2 separate regions of the Homo sapiens genome follow, and region 2 is linked to region 1. The links are chromatin loops, found by intact Hi-C in ENCODE. Cell type or tissue: psoas muscle. All regions are shown on one strand. Each heading gives the region's core, and the rest is flanking DNA. Links, peaks and the distances in the headings are about the cores only. Region 1 has its middle 320 kb from the start of DYSF. Region 2 has its middle 270 kb from the start of CYP26B1.

What was found. Hi-C counts contacts between places; a loop is a spot of excess contacts. Peaks named below come from ENCODE experiments on the same cell type or tissue, not always from the same donor. Only the 100,000 strongest peaks of a DNase experiment are listed, where the experiment ranks them.
Region 2: it touches region 1 in a loop (2.1-fold over the local background); 2 of 110 quality-filtered maps call a loop at or near these places.

The regions. Positions count from the first base shown.
Region 1 is chr2:71,781,415-71,789,739 of GRCh38, forward strand. No RefSeq gene overlaps it. Among named protein-coding and RNA genes, the nearest start is that of DYSF, 320 kb to the left of the region's middle. In psoas muscle, for the core only: a CTCF peak has its summit at 3,705; DNase peaks (open chromatin) are centred at 3,702 and 4,207; H3K27ac peaks cover 1,595 bases.
Region 2 is chr2:71,875,543-71,883,867 of GRCh38, forward strand. No RefSeq gene overlaps it. Among named protein-coding and RNA genes, the nearest start is that of CYP26B1, 270 kb to the right of the region's middle. RefSeq lists an enhancer at 4,916-6,115. In psoas muscle, for the core only: no CTCF peak of the experiment used is centred there; DNase peaks (open chromatin) are centred at 4,469, 5,459 and 7,669; H3K27ac peaks cover 3,814 bases.

The sequences.
Region 1 (8,325 bases), core at 126-8,125:
TTCACATCCATTCTTCACCCAAACACAGACCTGTCTTGCCTCTAGTTCCTGTGGGTTGGGGCACACAGTAGGTGGCGTGCATGCAATAAATAATTGTTCTTCTGAACAGCTGCACTGGTGGAGAGAGGGGGAGGGAAGACAGAAGACCTTGGAGGAAGAACTTTAGAGTTCAGAAAAGAATGTGTGAAGGCCTGAGGTAGGCAGTGGAAGAGAGGAGATTTGGGACAAGAAAAGAAATTGCTTTTAAAAATGAGAGGAGGAGACTTAGGAGGATCACTTGAGCCCAGATGTTCGATGTTCAAGGCTGCAGTGAACTATAATTGTGCCACTGCACTCCAGCTTGGGTGGCAGAGAAAGACCCCATCTTTAAAACAAAGAAATAAGTAAAACAAAAATGGAAAACTTTAAATGAGGAGAAAAAGTTCTGTAAGCTGAAACTGAGAGTGGTTCATGTTTCAGGTGGGAGGTGTGGTGGGTGGCATGGAAGTCGAAGGACAGAATAACAGGGAATAACTTCGAGTTGGAGTGGGTGGGGACAGGCAGATCTCCCATCCAATCAAGGAGTCTGTGCTACCCTGGCAGAACAGACAAACCAACAGGTGCTCCCTTAGCCCTGCCCTCAGCCGGTGCTGACCTGGGTCATCCAAAATGCTGGTGGTGAAGGGTGAGCACTCCTGGTTGGCGTTGGAAGGCATTGTTATACCTTAAATGACAGAGGGCTGCTTGATGTCCCAGATATGACTCCAAACTGATAATGGACATTGGGCTAGGTGTGGGGAGTTAGGGTGCCCTTCCACCTCAGAAATAACCCCACCGAGCTCTTCTTTAGGGCTAATGTCATTTTGAGGATGCTTGGAAATAGCCCAAGAGGCACCATCTTTTCTCTTTGGGGTATAAATGACCTGGCCTTCCATACTGATTGCCACCAAGGATGGGTAGACAGCAGCCAAGGTGGGGCTCTGGGGGGCCAGGGCAGGGGCTGGTATAGCAACCTGGAACAGAAAGCTGAGGCTTCCATCCCAGCAGAGAGCAGAAATGGAAGTAGGGAACCAGGGGCAGGGGCAGAGGACAGTGGGGTGGGGAGGGCTGCCTCCAGAGGTTCTTGGGGATACTTCAGCTCTGCCACACCAGCCTGCTAGACCAAGACCTGAAGCCTCTGGTTGCCAGCAGGGGAAGAGGCTCCCTGTGTCCCTCTAGGCCAATCTTCTGGCTCGGAGCCTGGGTGAGCTGAATCCGAGGCTCACAGGCTAATAATGCTGTCCATGACCAGTTCAGGGGCAGACGTTGGGATGGTGGGGTGCAGTCTGCGTGGGAAGGGAGTCAAACCCTAGCCTGGCCTCACCCAGCAGCAGCTCCCTGAAACTTTCAGCCTGGAAGCTGGTTTGCACCCATCCAGGGGGCAAATTCAGTTAGGTTGGTCTTTTGCCCACCTGGGACTGTACCTTAGAATGAGTCCTGGGGCCTATAATGAGCATCTCAGGTGCATGGGTTGGATCTTTGGGCACCTACATGGCTGCCAGGCTGCTAATTCCCATGACAGGGCCTCCAAACCTCTGTTCTCAGCCAGCCTCCATCCACTGTCTGCCCAATTATTTGCCATGCGACTCTTCTCTTGTGCCTGGGCCACTCCTACCTCTGCTTCTTCCTTAGCCCCCACCCCAGCCCTTGCCACCAGCAGGGGCCAGAGCTGGAGGCCTGGCCACAAGTGGGCCCTCTCTGAGCACTGTCCAGACTTTTCAGTGGCTTCCCCTTTCTCACAGATTAGCCCTCATGATGTTGGCATGGGACTCCCAAGAGCTTTTGACTTGGATTGAAGAGGAATGCAGCTAATTGAGGCAGCCTAGGGATGCTCCCATCTCTCCAGCACTGCCTTGCCTCTGCATTTCCCCCTCTTTCTTTCTGCCCACCCATCTCCAGATACAAATCTTTAGACATCTTATTTCACTTCTCTTGGTTATGTATGTAGGAGTGGGATGGCTGAGTCATGCAGTAGGTATATGTTTAACTTTTGAACAAACTCACAAATAGTTTTCCAAAGTAGCTGTCCCATTTTACATCCCTTCCAGCAATCTATGAGAGTACTAGTTGTTCCACCTATTTGCAATACTTGGTATTGTAAATCTTTTTAGATGAGGGCTGAGGTCATGTGGGTTATAACAGCAACATTAAAGGGACAGAGTTGGAGGTGACAATACAGTTAGAACAGGTAAATAAAGAAGAATGAGATTGAGATGGGGAATGGACAGTGTTGTTGGGATCTCACCTCCATCAATTATCAGCCATGTGACCTTGCACAAGTAACTGAACCTTGCCATGCCTTCATTTTCTCACCTGCAAACAGGGATGTAACATTTACCGCTGCTGAGATTAAATGAGGCAATGGACATAAACATATCTACAGAGTGCCTGGCATCAGGGCTTCCGTTAGTCTTTGCATGAATTAGGTGAAGGTGTCCCTTTTTTGGGGTTGATACAGCCCTGGACTAGGGTGCTGGGATTGGCCCAAACTGCATAGTTATTCACAGTGATTCTGTTTGGCCCACAAGTTGTCAACCGAAGCACCCTGAACAGACCGAGTTGAAAGGAAGAGGTGAGCGTATTCATCAGTGTGCCTGCTCTGCCCTCCCCACAGCCCTCCCCTTCTCTCTGGTGACTTCCCCTGTCCTCCACCTTCCCCTGTCCTGCTGCCTTGGGTCTGTGGAAATGTGGGTGCCAATCTCTAGGTCAAATCTACAGGCAGAAACTTCTTTGAAGTTTGGTATCTCTACTGAATCATAAGAAATCCTGCTTAAATAGTCTGGTTCTCAAAATAATTTAAGTGTCGCAGAGGCTGGGTGTGGTGGCTCATGCCTGTAATCCCAATACTTTGGGAGGCTGGGGCGGGAGGATTGCTTGAGGCCAGGAGTTGGAGACCAGCCTGGGAAAAAGGGAGATCCTATCTCTACAAAAAATTTAAAATTAGCCTGGTATGGTGGCACACACTTGTGATTTCAGCTACACGGGAGGCTGAGGCAGGAGGATTGCTTAAGTCCAGAAGTTTGAGGGTGCAGTGAGCTGTGACTGCACCACTGCACTCCAGCCTGAATGAGACACAGCAAGAGACCTGACCCTGTCTCAAAAAAAAAAAAAAAAAGAGTGTCACAGAGATGAGCTCAAGGCAGCAGCATTTATGGTGACTGGATTTGATCTTTATTTGAGGGGAGCCAGAGGGAGGCACAGAACTTTTGGGGGGCCCAGGAGATATTGCAGAGTTCACGGTTTACAGCAGGGAGGTGCTGAGGGCCTGGAGACAGGTTCTCAGTACCCTAAGGTGAAGCCTTTGATCAGGAAAACATCTCTTCCCAAGGCCAAAGTCCTTGGGCTGTCTATGGCACACACATGCGGAAGGCCAGGGCACATTTGCCTCAGCTCAAAACATACAACTCACTACATGAACAGCTCAACTGAACTAGGCCCTTTGATTTATGTGTTTACATTCCCAAAGGGAAACTTTCTTTACCTGAGGGACTCTTGGCTGGGTTCCTTTCATGATGAGAACAGGACATGAAACTTTGTTTATGGAGAGGTAGTACTCCAAGCCGGGGTGGAAGCCGGCCCTTAAAGTTTGGGGCTGGGCAGCCCTGATAACCACCAGGTGGGGAATTTTGTCTCTGAGCTTTCTGTCCCTGATGTCTCAGCCTGGGCACCCAGCAGGACTCCCTGGTGTCAGCAACATGAGTGACAGATGAATCATTCATTCCTGAGGCGCTCAGATGAGTCACTGGAGAAGCAGTGTCACCTTTCCAAAATTTAACTTTCCAGCAACTTCAGGAATTCAGCAGTCGTGTAGAGAGAGGGATGCCTGCAGTTCGATTTTTGTCCCTTCCCACCACCCTTTTCACCTGCTTGATGGTGCAGGGTGGGGAGGACGGGCAGGACACTGCAAACAGCTTTTAGCTGGGTGAAGATGAAGGAGAACTTTCTTGCTTATGGCCACCCAAAATAGATCCAAATGCAGTTCTTTCTCTCCCCAGCAGAAGGGAGTGAGGCTAGACTTTGGGGAGTACTGATCTGTAGAGGAAGAGCAGTGGAGCGGCTCCCCTCAGTCTTCCAGGCTGAACCTTGTCAGGGTTGAGAAGGTAGGTCAGATGCCGCTGGGGCCCCACTGGAGAAGGTGACAGCTGGTGGCAGAGGGCCGGGCTACCCAGGGCTGTGTCAGTGCTGGAAGGCCGCCTGGAAGAGGCAGCTGTGGCTTAGGGCTGGGCAGCGGTCCTGCTGGCACCCCACCCACCCCCGCCTTTCTTCTGCCCCTCCTGGGGTAGTGCCCCGGCTGCTCCGCCGGAGTAGTGATGGCTCTGAAGGTGAAAGTCACCTTCTGCCGCTCTCCCGACGGCCTGCTGCTGGGGTGGGGAAGCGGGGGACATAAATCCTTCCTCATCCCTGTCCCGTGGCGCTTGCCTGCGCGGCCGCGGGGAGGAGGCTTCTTGGCTGTAAATCAGGGCCGCCCCCAGCGCCTGCCGGCCCTTCATCACAGTGCTTTACGGTGCTGACACCGGCCAGGATTTAGTGGGTCCAGCCAGGCTGAGGCCGCCTCCTCCCCTTGAAATTAAGGCCACCCATAAATCCTGGAGATGCCCATTTGCATATCCATCTGCATACATTTGCCCCTTAAATTGCCTGCCTTGAAACACCGCATGGAAGTTGGAGCCACTGGGACTGAGAGTCTCCATTGTCTCAGCTCCTGTTGTAGAGGGGAAACTGAGGCTCAGGAGGGACAGGGACCTGTCCGTGGCACAGTGGAAGGCAGAGGCAGAGTAGGGTTGGACCCAGGAAGGATTTCAATAGATATAGCTGGGTTGATTTAGATAGAAGTAGAACAGAGAGTCAGAAGTTGAATGCCTGTGGTGAGCAGATTCCGGATTCTCTCCCTGGAAGGCCAGGGCAAGGAGAGAGGACAGTGGGAGCACCCTGGAGGAGGGCGGCAGTGGGGACGGCCACCGGGAGGCCTGAGGACACCTATCAGGAAGTTTCCACAGAGGGGGAGCATTGGAGGGGAGCCTGCAAAGGCAGTCCTTGAGGACAGGACTGGCTGACGTGGTCTCACCCAGGCCTCTGTAGGGAAAAGCGGGAAAGGAAAGGAAGATGCCAGAAGCAGGAACACACAAGCCAGGGTCCCCTTGGCTCCTTCTGCTTCCTGCTGGTGTCAGTCATGACCAGGACCCTACCTGGACACGAGTGATCTGTCAGAAAGGCCCAGACCTGGTGGGAGCTTGGCATGGCCAAAGCATTCTCCTCTGTTGAGCCCCCCACCTTACCATTCCGCCTCTGCTGTGCCAGACAGCCACAGTGCACCTGAGAGCAGTCCATTGCTTCAGGGAGAGCCTCCCTGGGGCCTTTTTTTGACAGACCCTCTCCAAGGGTGAGCACCCACAGAGGCCCTCCCTCATGTCCCCCTTCCACCCGGGCAGGACCTTAGAGCCAAAGCTCAGGTCTTTCTGGGCCCTAAGCGGGAGGGAGAGCCATGGCACACCCGGGAAGCTTTTGCCTCCCTCGACCCCAGGGGCCATTCCGTCTTCCAAGCAGAAGTCCTATGGGTGAGACCCCGTGCTCCCAACTGGGTCCAGGGCTGGCCGGTGACCAGGACAAGGAGCTGCTCTGCTCCAGGAGGTCACCCCTGGGTCTGCACGAATGCTCCCTCCTTCACCCGTGGGGTGCGTGCATCATGGGTTTCTGATGGACTCAAACATGCCCTCTCATCTGTGTTGCAATAGTCTGGGGAGAGAGGCTTTGGGGGAACCTGATGCTCTTTCTGAGACCCAGAGTTCTGGCAGGGTTTGGGGATGGGCTCTTCCCTGAACCAGGCCAACCCATTGTGGCAGCCAGGCCTGGGGACCCCCTTCTTCCGTCTCCCAGATGGGACCCAGAGGATCAGCAGTATACGGGTAGAGCTCCAGTCTGGCCCCAGGGGCAGAGGACCCCTCTCAAAGTCTCCTTTTCCTGCCCCCGCCCCCCTCCCCATTCCACCCCATCCCATCCCACAGCCTGAGGCTGGTGGGCAAATCCCAGCCAGGGCTGACAGGGGTAAGGGATCCTGGCAGGCTGAGCCCTGACAACAATGTCTCTGCTCTGGGCCTCCTCTGACCTCTCCAGGGCTCTGTCCTTGCAGCCTGGGTGAGACTAGGTGTCCCCAGGATAGGGCTGCATGTTCTGACCACTCCAGCTCAGGGAGTGGCTGCTGGTGGGGACAGGCCAGGAGAGAGGATGGGAGCCAGGATGGTAAGAAGGTTAAAAGGCAGCTAGGCGGCTGTCTCAGAGCATGGGCATCATGGAATGATGGGACAAGAGTGGGAGCCCACCCCACAGCAAGCCCTGGCTGGGTGCACAGGGAGATGTCTGCAGGAGGGGCTGGACCTGCCCCCAGCTGATCCCAGCCCTCCTCTCCTTTCCCCTGGGAAGCCTCAGTTGCTGCTTTCCCCTTGTTCCCTCCATCCCTAGCTCCCACCCCTCCCCTCCACAGAGGCCCCACAGTGGATATGTTTTCTCTTCTCTGGGAAAATGGTCTCTCCTGGTATTGGGAGAGGAAGGCCCTTCCCTCTATCTCCCTGCCTTCAGGGCAAAGCAGCCAGATGAAGCGGATAGAGGGGATGCCAAGACACTGAGAGCATCTCAGGGAGGAAAGAGGGTAGCAACAGTGACACCACATTCTCCGTCTGTGCACTCCCTGAATAACTACTATGATGACTACTAAAGGATGGGATATGGCCCCCTGTTAGCTTGGGGATAGTGGGGATCACAGAGGCAGGGGAATGGCCCAGAAGACCTCCCCAAGCCTCCCTGACTAGCGTTTGCTGGGATTCTTAGAAAGCATGCACAGACTTTGTGGCGGCGCAGCAGCGGGCCTGGGCAGAAGGGCCCCCCATCTGGAAGCCTTTAAAGTCTCCCTCCCCCTCTTCTCCAAATAGCTTGTTCCCAGAAAACAGGAGGAGAAGTTACCCAACAACATGCTGGAGCTTCCTGTGGGGCTGGCGGCCCCCTCCCTGGCCTCTGTTGTAGCACACCAGGCCCGCACCAGCAACTCAAGCACTAGCTCAGGAAGGCTCTGCCAGTTATATATTGCAGAGCTGACGTCCCTCCCCTCCTCCAGGATCTGGGATTACAGCTCACCTCCCCCAGGAAGCCCCCAGAATTGCCTCTCTGCTCTCTGGTACCTGCTGCCAGATCTTTTGAAAAGACACACCTTGCTTTTGTGGACTCCTTCCATCCTGTTCCACAAACGGTAGTCAGTCTGTTTGTCGTAATGAGCCCCCCTTCCTATTTTACGTCATGGGAAACTGAGGCCCGGGGCAGCCAAATGACTTGCCCAAAAATAAACAGAGCCAGACATAGACTCTGGCTCTCCTCCCCAGTCCAGGGGTCAGTCACACCATGTCCATTTGGCTGTGCCTATCTCCCCAGGTTGGCAGGCCTAAAGAGAGCACCCCAGTTCTGATTGCTGACATGACATTGGGTTTGGCAGAGCTGAGGTGCTGTTCAGGCATAGAAGCTGGCAGGGACTGAGGGGCAGAGACCTTGGTGAGATGGGTAGGATCCTGGCCAAGCAGGACTGAGGACCACCAATGCTGCGCCCTCCTCGGAAGACCTCGCTGCCTGGCCTGCATGCTGATTGTCTGGGCTCCTGCCCTGCCCTGCCCCCCTGGCATCCGAAGGCACTTGATTTGGACAGCTTGGCAAGAAAAATTTCCAAATTTCCAACCCCATGGGTAATAGCAAAAGAGGTTTTAAAACTTTTAGGTAACCAGAGAGTTTAGTTTTTGTTGTTGTTGTTGTTTGGGTTTTTTTTTTAGACGGAATTTTGCTCTTGTTGCCCAGGCTGGAGTGCAATGGTGCAATCTTGGTTCACCGCAACCTCCACCTCTCAGGTTCAAGTGATTCTCCTGCCTCAGCCTCCCAAGTAGCTGAGATTACAGGCATGTGCCACCATGCCCAGCCAATTTTGTATTTTTAGTAGAGACAGGGTTTCGCCACGTTGGTCAGTCTGGTCTCGAACTCCTGACCTCAGGTGATCCTCCCGCCTCGGCCTCCCAAAGTGCTGGGATTACAGGCATGAGCGCTGCACCCAGCCAAGAGTTCAGTTTTAGATGGCAGCCTGGCCCCTGCAAGAGCTGACGGTCAATGCAGTCACTGCGCTGTAGGTCTCAGTTTCCTTAGCTTTAAAATGGCGGTAAGAGAACAGAGGCTTCATGGGGAAGATGGAAATGGGCTTTGAAGGATGGGAAGGAAGAGGAAGGAGCACCTTCCAGAGCAAAGCAGAAGCAAAGATTCAGAGGGGAGAGTGGACGGCGACTG
Region 2 (8,325 bases), core at 194-8,193, 94 kb after region 1:
GAAGAGAAGGGGACCTTGAGGTCACCTTTTTGATGCTGACAATCCCATTCTCTCTCCTTGAGGCTCTGCAAGGGGGCCGCCTCAGGACACAGGCCTCGGGGGAAAAAGGGCAAAGTTTGGCAAATCAGGTTGATTTGACTTGAGTTGATCAAAGGAAACTTCTTAAAGGGGGAGGAAAGCAAGAATGGCCTTGGGAATGGGCCCAAGGACAGCAATGGCTCACTTTGAAGATGGGGAGGCCCTGAAGTGAAGGAAGGGGGTAGCTCGTGGCTGGGCTAGCTGGAGGGAGAGGGGTTTGAATTGGGGTTTGTCCAGGTGGGGAAGAGTTCAGGGAGGCCCAATGTGGGAGGTTTAGGGGCACAAAGGATTTTTGGACCTCAGGTCCAGGGGAAGAGGGAGAGACTGAGGGATTAAAAGCAGCCAGGAAAGCGATGGGCTTTCTCGAGTTCCTCAGTATGTCAGCTGCCACTCGGTCACCTGAGGCTGGGCTGGGCAGCTGCTTCCAGGTGAGAGCAGGAATCTCAGGTCAACTCCACCTCCCAGCCAGAACCTGCAGGGAGTCTGAGGGACTTCTTACCTTCTAAGCCCTCAGCCCGGCAGCTCCTGTCCCTCTGCTGCAGAGGGTGTGTGTGTGTGTGTGTGTGTGTGTGTGTGTGTGTGTGTGCGCCCTTAGGAATGAAGGATGTCAATCTTGGGGAGGGAAGGCAGGGTCCCTGCCTTCTGCCCAGTGGGAATAGAATGGTGCTGGTGGATATTTCTCCATTCTAAATGGGGGACAAGTGAGGAAGCTTCTAAAACTTTGCTCCATAAGCAGCCACCTGTGGAGGCAGAGACCCTGGGGAGGACGAGTCAGGAGCCCCTAAGGGGTGTGTGGGGTGTGTGAAAGCTGGCACCTCCCAGGATGCCCCACCTCTCCCCCTGGGGGCCTGTACAAGGCCCCAGCCAGGCCTCAGCAAGGTGTTTCCCACCTTCCTCCTCTCCCACATCCCTCTCAGGATGTCCTCCCAACCAGGGTCCCTGCTCCCACATTGGAGGTGTCCATGCGGGGAGGCAGTGATGAGGGAAATGAGAGCATATGTCTATACAAAGTTGTGCAAAGACTCATACGCAGATGTTGAGCAACTTTATTTGTAATAGCCCCAAACTGGAAAAACCCCAAATATTCATCAACAGGTGCGTGGATAAACAAATTCTGGTATATCTATCCCATGGAACATTAGTCAGCAATTAAAAGGAATGAACTACTGATTCATGCAACAGCTTGGAAGAATCTCAAAATAATTATGCTAAGTGAAAGAAGCCAGGAAAAAGAGTACATGTTGTATGATTCCATTTATATAAAGCTCTGGAAAATGCAAACTAATCTATAGTGACAGAAAGCAAAGCAGTGGCTGCCAGGGACAAGGAGTGGAAGTTGGAGGGGAGGGAGGGAGGGATTACCAAGGAGCAGGAGGAAACTTTTGGAGATGATGAATATGTTCATTATCTTGATTGTGGTGATGGTTTCACAGATGTATGTATATGTCAGACATGATCAAACTGGGCACCTAAAATAGGTGCTGCTTATTATATGCTCAGTTATACCTCAATACAGCTGTACTAAAAGATGGGGTTGGTGACCGTCATGATGATGGTGATAAAGCTGAAGGAAAAGTTGCTGGCAGGTCAACCACAGGCATGAGTGAGGCCATCATTCTCTAACAGTAATTTAGATATTTGCCTTTCTCTGTGCTGTAGTTTGAATGTGTCTCCAAATTTCATGTATTGGAAACTGAATGCCCAAATGTATACGTTGATGGTATTTGGAAGTGGGACCTTTGGGAGGGAATTAGGATTAGATAAGGTCATCAGGGTGGGGCCTCCACAATAGGACTGATAGCTTTATAAAAACAGGAAGAGGCCTCCTGCGGCAGCTCATGCCTGTAATCCCAGCACTTTGGGAGGCTGAGGCAGGCGGATCACCTGAGGTCAGGAGTTCGAGATCGCCTGACGTCAGCAGTTCGAGATCAGCCTGGCTAACATGGTAAAACCCCGTCTATACTAAAAATACAGAAAAATTAGCTGGGCACAGTGGTAGGCGCCTGTAATCCCAGCTACTGGGGAGGCTGAGGCACAAGAATTGCTTCAACCTGGGAAGTGGAGGCTGCAGTGAGCTGAGACTGCACCACTGCACTCCAGCCTGGGTGACAGAATGAGAGTAAAGAAAGAGAGAAAGAAAGACAGAGAGAGAGAGAAAGAAAGGAAGGAAGGAAGGAAGGAAGAAGACCTGAGCAAGTGCGCCTGCTCTGTCTCACCACGTGATGCCTCCCGCTGTGTCATGGCGCAGCAGGTGGGCCCTCACCAGAAGCAGGTGCCAATGCTCTTGGACTTCCTAGCCTCCAGGAAAATGTGCTGAATAAATATCTATTCTTTATAAATTGTGCAGTCTGTGGTGTTCAGTTATAGCACTAACACACGGACAAGACATCCTAGAAACTGGGGATGGATGAGACTGTGCCTTCTTCATCTCTTCCCCAGCACTCTGTGCGGGGTTCACAGGGTAGCAGGCAGGCCATAGAGTTCATGTGGTCATCTCAGCAATGTCAACGGAGAGGAACAAATGCTACAGCATGAGATCCCCAGGGGGCTGTGGGAGCACAGAGGAACATGGGTGCCTGACACAAATTTTGTGAGGCGGGCAGTCCATGAAGGCTTCCTAGAAGAGTCATATCTGAACTGAGCCTGGACAGGTATGTAGCAGGTATCTAGGCAACGCAGGCTGGGGTGGAGAAGTGTCCCAAAAGCAGGGATGAGTTTGTTGTGTCTAGAAATCATAGGGATCCCCTACCATGAAGTGGGTACAGAGGTTGACATTGGAAGGTGACAGTGATGTCCCAGAGGTTTCCTTCTGATGTGAGAGAGGTCTCTGTCATCTCAATTATCTTGCTGTTCCACTATCCACGTGCCTGCCCTGTTACTAGCCCATCAAAAGTAGGGACAAGGATGCAGAAGATTGTAGAGGTACCCACAGACCCCACCTGCTGTTCCCCTCAATGGAAGAGAGACTGTGTGACTCTGGGAGGCGCCTGATGGATGGGCTTCCTCTCAGGCAGTGTTATGAGATCCCCCTTGAATTTCCACCCTGTGTCCTGTGATGCTCAGGTCTGGAGCCAAGGCGGTGGTGTAAACAAGGCCTGGCCAGTGAGGGTGGGTGTGTTGTTTGCTGATAGATGTCAGCTGGAACAACCTGAACTGGCCCCACTGGTCCCTAGGGGCAACAGGAACAAAGTGGGGAGGATGCGGGTCATGCCGGGCTCTTCCAGGCAGACCAGCTGTGCTCCCCACACACAGGGTGGCCTTGGGCAGCACAGCCAAACCTGCCTTGCAGGCTTGGGGTGAGCCAGAGAGGCAACCTCTTGCCCTGGCTTGAGCCCACCCTGTGTGTGGCCATAGCTTCCATGACCTGCCTGGAGCCCCAGCTCAGCTAAAGCTTTTGTAGGGTGCAGCCACCCACCATAGCAGAGCCTGCCACACACCCTGAGGATTCAGTGTCCTCAGCACTCAGTGACTAGGGGCTACAGGGACCACTCATTCATGGGCGAGGAGATCCCACTTGTGTGGATTTGTCTTGACATGTCATAGTACCTCCCCTTCCCTCTGGCTCCATCATGGTTTCCGAATCATCCTTTCTTCTATACAACAATCCCTCCTCACCGCTGACACTATCCATCTAAAGCCATCATCCGCCCACACCACTCCCTGCCCCTGGAGGGACACTGCTGTTTATTGCGCACCAGCTCACACGGCCACCAGCCCCACCCTGTGAGATCGGGACCCTGACCCAGCTGGAGCATCTGTTCACATCCTCTGTTGATTATTTAAGCGGCGTCTGTCTGCATAGAAGGGTTACAGTATTCTGAAGGGCTGCCGTCCAGCCTTTTCTCCAGGGCTAGCTGCTTTGTTTAACCAGCCTTTGGGCTCCTGGGCAGGTGGTCCCAGGGACTCTGCAGCTGCAGAGATGGCTCTGGGCTCCCACTACCCTTCTCCAGCTTGGCCTCATGCCAGGCAAGAGGCAGGAGCAGGTACCCTTCCTCCCTGCCGGGACCTACCCCACTGTGCCCTCCATCCCTTGTGTCCCTGGAGGCACAGCATGCCGGGAAGGCTGCTCCCTGCTGGCCCTGCTCACTGCCCCTGCTCACTGCCCCATGCTGGGGAGGGGGACGCGGCATCCTTTTCACATGGCAGCTCCACTGATGCCCACAGCAGCACATTCCAGGCCCCAGATCCTTCCAACCAGGACTGTTCCATTCACGAGTCACAGCTCCACAGCAGCCACGTCTCTGCCATGTTCTTGAAAAACAGAGAAGGAAAAAGAAATGTCACAATGACCACTGCACTCGCCATTCCAGGGCTTCTGAGGCCTTTGGTGAAAGCCAACTTGAATCCAAAGCTGGCAGGGGTGGCAGTGGGTGGGGCCAGAAAGGCGGCTGCTGATTGATTGTTGGCAGAAATCACGAGGTTTTACCGGAAGTCAGCCCCTCCCCTTCCTCCAGCTTCTTCCCTTCTGCCTTCTGGAGAGGTCAGGGATGCCTGGCGGACGGCCGTGGCTGCCCCTTCAAAGGTGCTTCCAGGATGCAGACCTGGAAAGGAGCTTAGGAATATGATGACTGTCTATCTGTAGCCCCAAGCCACGTCTGTGTGTGACAAGACCAAGGGTGGTTCAGGAGGCAAAGCATTTGAGAAGCAGATGGCTCTGGAAAATCTGGCCTGCAGGGCTGAGACACTTCCAGGCCATCAAGTCCAAACTCTTCTCTTATAGATGGTGAAAACTGAGTTCTGCCAGCACTGACCTGGGATTTCTGAACTCAGGGTGCTAGGAGCCCTATGGGTTATCCAGGCCTGCCCTTTAGTTTCCTTCCTCATGCTCCCTCTACATACATGTGTGCATACACACGTGCACACACGTGTACCCACACACACAGCTAATTCACTGACACCTCCCTGACTTTAAGATTGTGAGAGTGACATGAGACACATACATGGTGCATGCCTTACACTTACAGGGAGGCCATCACACCTGAATAGGTGCAGCGAACTCTGAGAGGTCTCAGCAGGGTGGAGACAGAACCTGACTGCACCAGGCCCCTCCTGACCTGGGGTTTTCTCGCTGAAGCAGAGAAGGTAGACTGCAGCCCTTTGGCTAGATATTGGGGAGACCAGGAATATGGATAAAATGAGAGAAGGTTTTGGGAACATCAGAGTGGCCCCAAAGAAGGGAATCCCTGAACCCAAACCAGCTGCCCAGCTACTGCTGGTAGCCCAGGTTCTGAGGCTGAGGAATGGGGAAGCCCCATCCCCACTCTTCAGCACCCAGTTGATTGGAAGAGGGAGGAAGCTGGCAGCTGGGGAAAGGTCTTGGGCCAAACATTTTTCCACTGGTGAATCAGAGGACAGCAGTAACAGGAGCCAGGCTGGCCTGACCCCAGCCACCTCTGTGAGTCATAGCTGAGGTCCCTGTGCTAATCTTAACCCCTCAGAGAGGACTTGTTGGGACTTGCCACCAAATCTTGACCACCAAAATAGTCTTGGAGCTGACGTGGCCCTGGAAAGCCCTGGCCCATCACAGAAGGGGTCAGAGAATGGAGCCAGGGTAGAGAGGGCTGGTCTGGGAGTTAGGCTGTGCCCCAGCTCTCCCGTGACCTTGAGCAACTCACAGTGAAGTGTTAGCAAGATGGGCTCCCAGGTCCCTTCCAGACATTCTCCCAGACCAGAGCCAAACTGGGTCTGAGAAGGAAGGAACCAGGACCTGAGGCAGCAGAAGGTTTTCAGGCCAGGTCTGGCCCTGCCCTCATCACAGTTGCTCACCAAGGTCCTCGCCTTTTACAGTGCACAGCTAGTGACAGCAACCTTGGTTCTGGGGCCAGCTGCATCCAAAATTTGTTCTGGGATTTTTGACAAGTTGCTTCACAAATCTCCTTTCTACAGGGAAGGCAGTACAGCTAGTGGTTTAAGGCACTGGACTTTGAAGTCAGACTAACCCAGGTGAGAATCACTTAGTCGCTGGGTGTCCTGGGGCAAGTCATTTAAATGTTCAGCAAATTTCAGCTGCTATCATTACCAGCTAGTATGTCTGGTCCTCAATTATGTCCTTCTATAAAAAAAAGAGGATAGCAAGAATGATTTCTAAGTCCCTTTCTCTAGCTGTCCTTTTCTCTAATCAGGTCCTTGACCCTGCACAATCAATTCAGGGACTGGGACCTTGTGGCAAATGAGAGAACAATGAGTTGAGGAAACATCTCTGGGACTACAGAAAAGGGATTTAAGATGCAACACAGGGACTGTGGTGAAACAGAGGTGAGCTCTGGAAAGGCTTGGTGCAGGAGCAGGAGCCAGGCCAAGTTCTGAAGCTCAGTGCAGGGGGCTGAGGCTCGGGTCTGGGAGACTGGAACCTGAGCCCTGATGGCTGGGAGGAAGCCTTCTCCCCAGCTCAGGCTGAGCCTCAGGTTTCCACTGCATTCTGAGCAGAAGAATCTTTCTTTTCACATCATTTCCCCAGATAATCTTTTCATCATGGTCTGAATGACCATTGTGTCAAATTATCTTAAAAGATTATTGAAAATGTTGCACCCCCTCCTTTTCTTCTAGTGTGCTGGTGTGCATGCATGTGTGTGTGTGTCTGTGTGTGTGAGAGAGAGAGAGAGACAGAGAGAGAGAATGGGGGGAAATTGAGCAAGAGAAAGAACAAGAGAGATGCAACTGTGAGTATCCATTGGTGTCCTGTTAGGGCCATATGAACAGACAGATAGGTACATCCTTACTGTCTCCCAGGGATGCTGAAGCCATGGCCGGATGCTAAGGTGAGAAGGTGGGGGCCTAGAAAGGTTGGACCTACAGCACCAAACTCTTGCACAGGCCAGAAAGAGGCCCTGCTTTCTTCATGCCCAACACTAGGACCTGTCTCCCAGAAGGTCCTAGAGCCCCAGAGACAACAGAAGCCTTCTTCTCCCGGTGGGAATGAGTGTGGGGACCTCACCCTCCAGGGAGCTTGGATGGGGCCAGGGTGAGGGCAGAAAGGATGGAGGTGACCCCTCTTGGGAAGGTAAGACCATATGTGAGCCTAAAAGGAAGATGGGTCCTGGGAGGGGTGTGGTGCTGAGTCTGGAGCACCTCACGCGGGTGGGCCTGTTAGACTTCCTCCTCCCAGTCAGGAGAGTCCAGGAGCACTCAGACGTCCTGGGTGCCTGGCAGGGGAGACAAGTCCAATGGATCTGGGATGCAGGGTGCTGGTGGCACAGTGAAGACACAATGGACATTGTTTATAGTGTTGCCAAAGGCTGGAGACTGCAGAGGCCGCTAAGGAGTGGAGAGTGGAGGAGAAAACTACAATTAAATGGCAACCCCAGCGCCGTCTCAATTCCTGCCCTGATAGGGAGGAGAGGGCAGAGCTAATATGGAAAGGGTAGGAAGGGACAGGGCAATCCCTTGACAGAGAGAGCTTTGACTCAGGGGTCAAGGGAACAGCTGTGGAAGCCTCGGGCACATCTGGCTGGGGCTGGGCTGGAAGAGGGTGAGCCTGTGGCTGGCAGGGAGCCAGGGATGTGGTAGAGACAGATAGGGCCTGTGTTTACTGTCCAGCTGAGGTGTTGCAACAGGAAGCTGGCTGGGGGTGGCAGGGAGGAGGCTGCTCAGGCGGAAACTATTTATCTGAAACAGAAGGAACAGCTGGGGAGGGAGGCCAGGCGCAGCAGCCAGCTTTCCAAGGCCACGCAGGATGCCCGTGCCATGGCAGCGAGCCACCCTATCTCCTGCCCAGCCTGCCTGCCTCGCTGCACATCCAGCCCTGCTGTCCTTGTCCAGAGCAGAGCCAGCTGACCAGTCGTCCCCATTCCTAGTCCCCAGCTGGGGCTGTGCTTCCCAGTGGGATGCCCCACCAGACTGCAGGTTTGGCCTGTGGCTGACTACGCTGTGAGGATCCACCATGTGCCAGGCATTGTGAGATAGGTGTGCGTGTTCTCCAGTTTCCAAAGGTGAAAACAGAGGGCATAAGGGATTTGTCCAGGACCACACAAGAAGTTAGCATTGTGGAAGAAACTGCAACCCAAGTCTGTCATATTTACAGAATCGCTCAGGTGTTCCTGCACACGTGGAGGTGGGCTGTGGGCCTGCCCTTGGCCCTGTGGGACTCACCTTCATCCAGCTCACAGCCCACCACCTGAGAAATCAGCAGACCCCACAAACACCCCCTCCCACCAGGAAATGATCCCTCTCCTAAGTCTCTGCACCCACAGCTGGGCACATGGGAACAACAGCAGCCTCTGAGCAAAGATTTCCTATCACAACCAGGTA